2 separate regions of the Homo sapiens genome follow, and region 2 is linked to region 1. A link is an interaction called in ENCODE POLR2A ChIA-PET data of the cell type or tissue named here. Cell type or tissue: B cell. All regions are shown on one strand. Links, peaks and the distances in the headings refer to the core of each region. The heading gives the core; the rest is flanking DNA.

Region 1 (4,382 bases), core at 140-4,139:
CTCAGGGATCATATCAACAACATTGAGTTTTCCACTATTTTCCCACTTATTTAGACCTTTAATTTCCTTCAAGATTGTTTTGTAGTTTTCAACTACACATCTTGCACTTCTTTTGTTCCTAGGTATCTTATTCTTTTTGATGTCATTATAAATGGAATTGTTTTCTTAATTTCACTTTCAGATTGTTCGTTGCTAGTGTATAGCAATATAATAGATTTTTGTATCTCAGTCTTGTACCCTGCCACATTGCCGAACTCATTGGTTCTTCCTTTTTTTTTTTTTTTTTTTTTTTTTTTTTCCAGACAGAGTCTCGCTCTGTCGCCCAGGCTGGAGAGCAGTGGTGCAATCTCGGCTCACTGCAACCTCCGCCTCCTGGGCTCAAGCAATTCTCATGCCTCAACCTCTCTAGTAGCTGGGATTATAGGCATGTGCCACCATGCCCGGCTAATTTTTGTATTTTTAGTAGAGACGGGGTTCCACCATGTTGGCCAGGCTGGTCTTGAACTCCTGACCTCAGGTGATCCGCCTGCCTCCACCTCCCGAAGTGCTGGGATTACAGGCATCAGCCACCGCGTTCAGCCTGAAATCATTTGTTCTAATAATTTGTGTGTGTGTGCATGTGTGTGTGTGCTGGTGGAGTCCTTAGGATTTTCTATATATAGAATCATGCAAATGAAGATAGTTTTCCATTTTCTTTTTCTTCCCTAATTGCCGTGGCTAGAACTTCCAGTCCACTGTTGAACAGAAGTGGTGACAGTGGGAATTCTTGTCTTTTTCCTGATCTTTGGGGGAAAATCTTTCAATCTTTCTTCATTTAATATAATGTAAGCTGTGGGCTTTTTGTAGATGCCATTTATCAGTTGAGCCTAGCTCCTCCATTCTACCCTTGCCGCTGGATTGGCAGTCCTCCTCCCCTTTCTGCAGACAGCTCCCCACAGCCGGTCCACGGTCCCTGCAGCACCCCACCCTCTCACTCTCCACTGCAGGGCAGGCAGGAGGCAGCACAGGCTGGGGGAAGAGGCTGAATGTAGTCCCAAGAATGCCAACCACTTGTCATTTGACTCCAAAAATCCCTTTGTGAAACTTGATTTCTTCAATATAAAATTGTGGAAAATAATACCTACTTTTCAGAACTGCCGTGAAAATTTTAAAAATAAATTTGGTTGTGTCTGGCACATAGAGGGCATTCAATAAATGTGGGTTGGATGTGAATCTGAGAAGTGTTCATTGAACCTTATCTGAGGCACCTGGAAGTGGCCCTGGCACCGTAGAGGGACCCAAGGTTCATGGTGGATGCAGGCCTTCTCTCCAGACTGACCGTCCAGAAATGGTCCTGTAGCAAAGTAAAGCTGCTTGGTGTCAAATAAACCAGCCAGGAATGAAGACGCTTAATGCTCCTGAGGTTCAGGGAATCTGCAGGCCAGGAATGAAGGGGGAGAACTGCATCTCAGGAGTGTTGGAGTCCCAGAAAAGGAGATTAGACTTCCCTCTATACCCAGCAGGAACCACTGAAGGGTGCTGAGCAGTTATAAGTGGGGTTTGTGAAGTTAGCTCCATGGGGAGTGGAGCAGGGAGGTTGGTTCCACAGACCAGAAATGGTAAAGACCTGCACTAGGATGGGAAGGTAAGGAATGGAGTAGAGAGAACAGATGTGAGAGACACATTCATTCATTCACTCACTCACTCAAGTATTTACTGAGCTCATATCATGCTTCCCTCATGGAATTTACCATGCACTTCACATAAGTGCATATAAAATTGTAATTATGAGAAGTGCAAGAAAGGAGAGCCATCTGGTGGTGGTGAGCATTTATAATGGGGCATACGTGAATTAATCTGGGAAAGCAAAAGTGCTTTCTTGAAAAATTGATGATTGAACTGAGACCTGAAGGGTGAGTATTTATCCAGGTAAAGAGGAGATGAAAGGGCAGCCTAGGCAGAGAGCACAGCCTATGCAAAGGCCCAGAGGTGGGATGCAGTGTGGTGAGTCCAAAGCCTGAGAGAAGGCCAGGGCAGCTGGAGTGGATGGATCACGGTTCAGGGTGAGGCTGGCAGGCCGGGCAGGGCAGGATCAGGAGCACCATAGGCCGCGTCAAGGAGTTTTGTCTTTCCCAAAGAGGAATGAGAAGCTGTGGGAGGCCTTTTAGGGTGGGGGCAGGGGTAACATGTACAAATGTATATTTTAAAAGTTTCGCTTTGGCTGTCGTGAGTAAAAAGACTAGGGTGGAGCATAACTCCAGAGGAAAGCGGGGAAAGAGTTGAAAACAGCCAATAACAAATGTCATCCCCGAGCTCTTATGAAAGACAGACGGCATTCCCGGGGAATCCACCAGAGGAAAATGACTTAGAGCTGCAGAGAGGGAATGTGGGGAGTCCATGAAGCAGCAGCAGCAGATTGGAAGCTTTTCCAGACTCCAACAAAACCAGGAGGCCATAGCTGCCCAGACAGCAAGGGAATAGAAGATGCCTGAGGAGGCTCATGTCAAAGGCAGGCATGGGCAGTGGGCCCAGAGAGTGGATGGGGTGGATTCAGGGCCCGTCTCTCAGTTATGCACCCAGTACATGGCACCAGGTGCTGAGACCAGAAGCCTTGGGGTCATCCTTCCCATCCATGTGGGGTCACCCCCCCACATCCCAGGTGTCTGCAAACTCATCAACCACCCACAATGCCTTCCAAATCTGGCCACTTTCCACCCTCCAGCTGGAGTACCACAGTAGCCTCCTATCTGGAAGCTTCCACTCCCCTCCACTCAGCCTGATCTCCACACTGCAGCCAGACTGATCTATTTAAAACCCTCCTGTGGCTTCTTGTCACATTTAGAATAAGATCCCTGCCTGGCCTGGCCCCTGGCTGGCTCCCACAGGCATTTCCTGTCCTTGCTCTCAGTCACGCAGTTCCTGCCATGCTGGCCTCTTGCCACCAGCCACAAACCCACCAAACAGACCCCCATCCCACAGTCTTGGCACTTACTCTCCCTCAGCCTAGAATGCTCTTCCTGGAGAAGTCTCCCTGACCTCCCTGGGCCACCATCAGCCCCTCTAGTCTTCTTTTCCCACCATGGTCCGTGGTGCCTACAACTTGTTCGCAATTCCCCACACTCCCTTGGCATTTCTGTGGTATTCACCTGGCAAAGCGCCAGCCCTGGAGAAATCCCACTGACAGCTTTCTCCTTCTCCATGGCTACCCCCGACTGCTGAGCCCCCTGGTGAAAATCCCCCCACAGTACAAGGGCAGCCTGTATCCCATCAATCCCCAGGATCACCCAGGCCCTCTGCACTGCACAGAAACTGCAGGAAACGCCTCCCCACCAGCTTCGCCTCCTCCTCCAGTTTCCGCAGGCCTGTGGCTCCCTCACACCCCTCCTCTCTCTTTGCTGTTATTTTAAAGAAAAGCAGAAGCGAGAAATCTCTCAAAATGTCCCAACCTTGGGTCAAACCACAGACCTTTCCTCCTGACCCCTTGTGAGTTGAGGGCTTTTCCTCTGGTTAAGCCAGTTCCCGTTCCTGCGCAGGATCCCTCCTGACTTCTCAGGAAGTCTTTGCCATCCCTGCCCTTTCTTGTGCCTAACATTTCCCCCTTCCCTCAGCTGAGGCTGGACCAGTCCAGTTTATCACATCACCCACCAAAAATGAGCCCCACCTGCTGCCTTGTTCTCCCCTTCGTGACCACGCACACACACTTGCACACACATACACATATGCACACACATATACACACGTGCACACACACGCACACATGGTCCCCATTTCGTCACGTCCACCTCACTCGTCAGCCCCTCCATTGTGGCTTCTGCCCCATCCCTCTGCTGAAGTAGCTCTTTGTAAAGTCATGGATGATGAACACAAGGTCACTAAACCCAGGGCGCATTTTCATTTTCCTTGAGCTGGACCCCTGAGCTGTGGTCAGCTGGCCGCTGCCTGCTTTTGTCATAACTGTGACTACTCCTCCTTCGGTTGCCTCAGGCTTGCACTTGAGGTCCTTCCCTTCTCAGCCATGGTGTCTCCCTGCGTGGTTCCTTCTGCACCCAGGCATCAGTGCCATCCTCTTCTGTCAGAGTCAAGCCACTTCCGAGCTCCAGGCCCACAGGTCAACTGGCCCCCGACATAGCTGCCTGATCTTCTGGGTCTCCTCTTGCTCGCCTCCAGTCAGTTCCGTATTTGCCACCAAGGCAATCTTCATAAAATGCAAAGCCAGTCATGTCGCCAAAAATGAAAAGCCATCCCAGGGAGACAGGCCGAAAGCCCTAGCGTGGCCTACAGCCCCTCATGCTCTCCATCCAGCAGCACCTCAGCTTTCCCTCCCTGGGTTGCTAACACCAGCCTACACTCCTTCTTTTGTTTCCCCTAATACACTGTATTACCCTCTTCGGGGCCTTTGTATA
Region 2 (4,382 bases), core at 383-4,382, 460 kb after region 1:
AACAGGTGGGTGAATGTCCATTGTTCCTGCTAGTCCCACTCTGCCTGCATCAGCTCTGAGAACATGGGGTGGAGGGAGATTGGGCATGGCTTCCAAGCAGGGTGGATAAAGGCTCTGAAGTGTGGGGTGGGGAGGCCTGTGCAGAGGGGGATCCTGTAGGGTTGTGGCCCTGGGTGCCCTGTGGCAGAGATGGTTATTTTGGAGACATGGCTGGCATGGGTGAGGGGGGCAGGTGGCAGGGGGCTGCCTGCCATGTCCTTTGGAGGAGACTGCATCTGCTTGGTGGTCTGCCTGACCCATCCCTGTTACAGGGTGATCTCATCTGATCCCATTAGTGGTAGGCAGCCTGAGAAACAGGTAGGGCAGATGTTATTATTCTCATTTTACAGATAAGGAAACTGAGGCTCAGAGGGGTCACTCACCTGGTACAGGGTCACATAGCCAGTAAAATGGCAGAGCCAGGATTAGAAGCCAGGTGTCTGACTCCCGCCCGACATAGTACTCTTCTGGTATACTGGGCTACAGCCATTCGGAGGCCCCAGAAGGACAGGACAGTGTGTATAGGGACCGGCTGTCACCTCCCATGGGCTGAGGCAGAGGAATGCCTTGAAAGGTGAATGGTCATGCCAAGCCTACTTTGAGAAGATTGCGGTGGGCTGGGAAACAGTTCAACTGCAGGATGGCAGACCCAACAAGACTCTCCCCCGCCCCACACACCCCCTCCATCCGCCACCCAGAGACAGGGAATTTCAGAGTCGCAGGGTTTCCCGATTCACTGTACAGATGGAAAAACTCAAGGCTAGAAAGGGGAAGTGACCTCGCTCCCTCTTTCCAAAGGGGTGGGAGTGGTGCCCCTTGAACCAGCAGCGACTGGCCCCCTCCAGGCAGGGCGTGAGGATGGCAATTCCAACAGGGCCCTCGGGCCTCTGGTGTCCCCCATGGTGCAGGGGGATGACAAGGTGTTTCGCCGCGCGCCCTCCTGGAGGAAGCGCTTCCGGCCGCGGGAGCACCACGGTCGCGGCGGCATGCTCAGCGCTTCCGCGGAGACCCTCCCGGCGGGCTTCCGTGTGTCCACCCTGGGGACCCTGCAGCCCCCACCGGCCCCGCCAAAGAAGATCATGCCTGAAGGTGAGTAACAGGCGGGCTGGGCATGGCCGAGGCCCAGCCGAGCGCGGGCTTCTTCCTGGCACCCCAGGGCCGGGCCGGGTGGAGAGGGGCGAGGCCGAGGCTGGTGCCCCGCGCTCCTGCGCTGCAGCTGCACTAACGCTCCGCGGGGAGCGTGTGTGCGCACTAACCCGCCGCTCTGTGTGTTCTCCCGCGGCTGCCGACTTCTCCCAGCTGGGACGGCGGGGTCGCAGAGACTGGAGACCTCCACGGTTCGGACCTACTCCTGCTGACCCCCCATCCTCCCGCCCCGGGTCTGACGGGGGAGTGCCCGTGGCTCGGGGTAAGTGGGCCAGGCCCGGGGACGCGGGCACCTTGCTGCTGGCCCTCGGCCCCACGCACCTGCCCTTGGCTGCCGGCCTGGCCCTGCCGCTCCAGTCCCGCTTACCAGCACTGCCTGGCTTGCCCCTTCCTGCTTCGTCTGGCCTGGGGCGCTTTGCGCTTGGAGCACGCTGCGTTGCCGCTGTCGCACACATCCTACAACCTCTCTCGCAGATGCCCTGCAACCTGCCTCACAGTGCGATGCCTGTCTCTCTCTCTCCCTCAGCTCACTCCCACTATCTCTACGGACACATGCTCTCCGCCTTCCGGGACTAGCCATGGCCCCCAGGGCTGGCTTCCTCCTTCTGGGTTTCACAGGCTCCTCTGGCCCTGACCCCTCTTGCTCGTTCCCCTTCCTTCCGCAGCTCCTAGTCTCGTCCGTGACTTTCCGGTTGCCCTGGATCTCAGAATATATTCGTCCACCCCCTCGGCACCCCATTACCCCGAGTCCCACCGTGTGTCCGTTGTAAGTCCGGTGGATGTGGCTGGGGTTTCCTGGTATTGTGGAGGCACCCAGGTTGTCCATGCTTGGGATTCTGGGGGAAGGAGAGAAGGGCAGCTCAGGGTGGATGTGAAGCCACCCTTCCTCTTCTGGACCCAGCCTGGTCTGCACTGCAACCTCCACCAGGACCAGGATCCTGGGCCACAGGCTGGGATGGTCCTTCCAAGAAAGGGTCATTTCAGACGCAGCCCTGCTTGGGCTATTCAATCTTAGGGTGTCTATCCACGTCTGGCTGTGCCAAATGGTCTGGCAGCTGGTTTTGGCATCCCCAGCATCACCACTCTCCCAACCCATCACCGTGACTGCAGTTCCTGCCCCCATTCTCTTGGGGTCAGGGAGGGGCTGGGAAGGGCTACTGAAGGCCCCATTCTCCCACAGGATGGTGAGGCTGGGAGGAGGAAGACTGAGGTAGAGATTCCAGGCCCTGGCATAAGCTGAATCCCAAATTTGAGTTTGGGAAGAACCAGAGAGAAATGGATCCCTGAGCTCTGAGCCAAGGGTGAGGATGGGGAAACTCTAAGCTCCCACCTAATAAGAAGCATAGGCAGACCAGCCAGAGGGAGAGCCAATGGCCTCTGGTAGCCTTAAGCCCAAAGGGCAGTGGGAATGTCCCCTGCCCCAACCATCGGGTGGAGCTCCTGCTGGGCTATGGGGAAGGGAGGTTGTGCGGATCTTGACTCTAGGGCAGAACAGATCTAACCATGCATTGCTAGCTCTGCTCCCAGCATCCCTTCCCCTTCTCTCCTCCTCTGCCTCACTTCTTTAGTAATCCCAACCCTATAAAAATGAACCTAATGGGTGGATTGAATATACATTGAGCCCAAAGTCAAGTTTGGGGAAAAGGCAGACTAAGGCCTCCTTTCTCTGACCTCCCAGGAAGAAAATAGCTTCTCCTACAGTGATTCATGTCCCAGGTCCAGGAAATCCAATGTTGGTGAAGGCAGCCACTCTCTTGCTTGTCCCCAAATCACCTAACCCTCATCCAGGGCTATTTTGGTGGGCAGGGACTGCCTCCTCCCGGAATTCCTAAGATCCGCCCAGCTGCCACCATTTTCATTGCTTTCCCCAGCAGCATGATGGGAACCCAAGCTGAGGGATACAGGTCCTGATTTGGTAGGAATATTATTCCCAAGAAATACCCGCTCCTCACCTACTCCCTCATCCTACCAAGGTGCCTGAAAATGTTCAAGACTTATGTTCAGGGTGGGATGATGGAACCGAGGGCTTCATCAAAGTGAGAGGAAAGGAAAAGCATCTGGCATGTGTTTCTTGGATAGGGGCCAGTGCAGTGCCATCCTACAGGTGGCTGGAGCAGCTGCTTTGCAACCTGATCACCTTGAGTTCTGAGCAGGGACTAGGCTTGCAGGTGAGATAATGGGCCAGGGCACCCAGTCCAGAAGGAGCAATGGCACCTGGGCAGTGCCAGGGCTTAAAGCCCGCTGCTCCTTTTCGGTAGAGGAGAGGCCCATCACTGGTGTGGTGGGGTGGGCTCTCCCTTAGGCTTGGGCAAGGCAGCCACCTGCCCTTGCTCTCCCTTAGTGTTCCCTGGCCTCCCTGCCATCAGGTTGCTGGGAGTGGAGATGGAGGGATTATTGAGCAGAAAATGAGTTGGATGGAGATAAACAGCTCCCATCCCTGGGTAATGGATGGTAAGATGATGGAGATTCCTAAGATTGGTGGAGTTGGGCAATGCATAGCCATCTGACTCCTTCAGGGTGCTCTTGATGGGCTGGCTGTAAGGGAGACTCAGTCCCAGCCTCTCCCCTCTACAACTCCTGCCACTGTTGGCCATGTCGTAAGGCAGCAGCTGTGCCAGGATAGCTGGGTCCATTCAGAGCACCTTGAGAAGTGTTGCAGGGAGGTGTTAAGAAGAGAACTCTGTGCAAACAGTGATGGAAGGCTGTTGTCTTGGTGTATCCCTTGCCTCATAGTCAATATATTTTTTTTTTGGCGAGTCACCAGTGACCCGAGCCCTCCACACCAGCCTCCTGTATCTCATCAGGTCCCTTCTCAGTACTGTATTTGCTCAGTGCATCAGGAATGGGTGTATGGGTGTGTGTGGGTGGGTGTGAGTGTGGGTGTGTACGTACCAATAAACAACCTGGTTTTAAGACAATGTACAAATGGCCTCCAGTCTTTTTTTTTTTTTTTTTTTTTTTTTTTAACTCTGAACTCACCTGAGATTTCCAGCTTCTTTCACAGTTGTAAAGGCTGCTGTACTCTGGAAGGAAATGTCACAATTTTCAGAACTTGTAGTCAATAACTATTTATTTATATAAGCACAGGACTGATAGATTAATGTTTGGGTTGCATGTGCCCAGTAGGTAGAGGACCAGATAAGGAGAGAGGAAACTGATGTCTTCCTTCATCTCGCTCACCTGGTCAGGCTGTCACC

Evidence for each region. Peaks named below come from ENCODE experiments on the same cell type or tissue, not always from the same donor. Only the 100,000 strongest peaks of a DNase experiment are listed, where the experiment ranks them.
Region 2: POLR2A ChIA-PET joins it to region 1 with 14 read pairs; 1 of 35 experiments calls an interaction of 5 or more read pairs at or near these places.

What each region holds. Positions count from the first base shown.
Region 1 is chr1:202,612,800-202,617,181 of GRCh38, forward strand. The region is part of intron 1 of SYT2 (synaptotagmin 2); the gene reads right to left. Among named protein-coding and RNA genes, the nearest start is that of SYT2, 95 kb to the right of the region's middle. In B cell, for the core only: no CTCF peak of the experiment used is centred there; DNase peaks (open chromatin) are centred at 1,800, 2,606 and 3,432; H3K4me3 peaks cover 1,398 bases.
Region 2 is chr1:203,074,630-203,079,011 of GRCh38, forward strand. It overlaps PPFIA4 (PPFI scaffold protein A4), which reads left to right. Exons shown (of 30, transcript NM_001304331.2): 29 at 948-1,128; 30 at 1,712-4,107. The coding sequence ends at 1,761. Among named protein-coding and RNA genes, the nearest start is that of MYOPARR, 7.0 kb to the right of the region's middle. RefSeq lists an enhancer at 1,190-1,925. In B cell, for the core only: no CTCF peak of the experiment used is centred there; no DNase peak of the experiment used is centred there; H3K4me3 peaks cover 791 bases; H3K27me3 peaks cover 2,459 bases.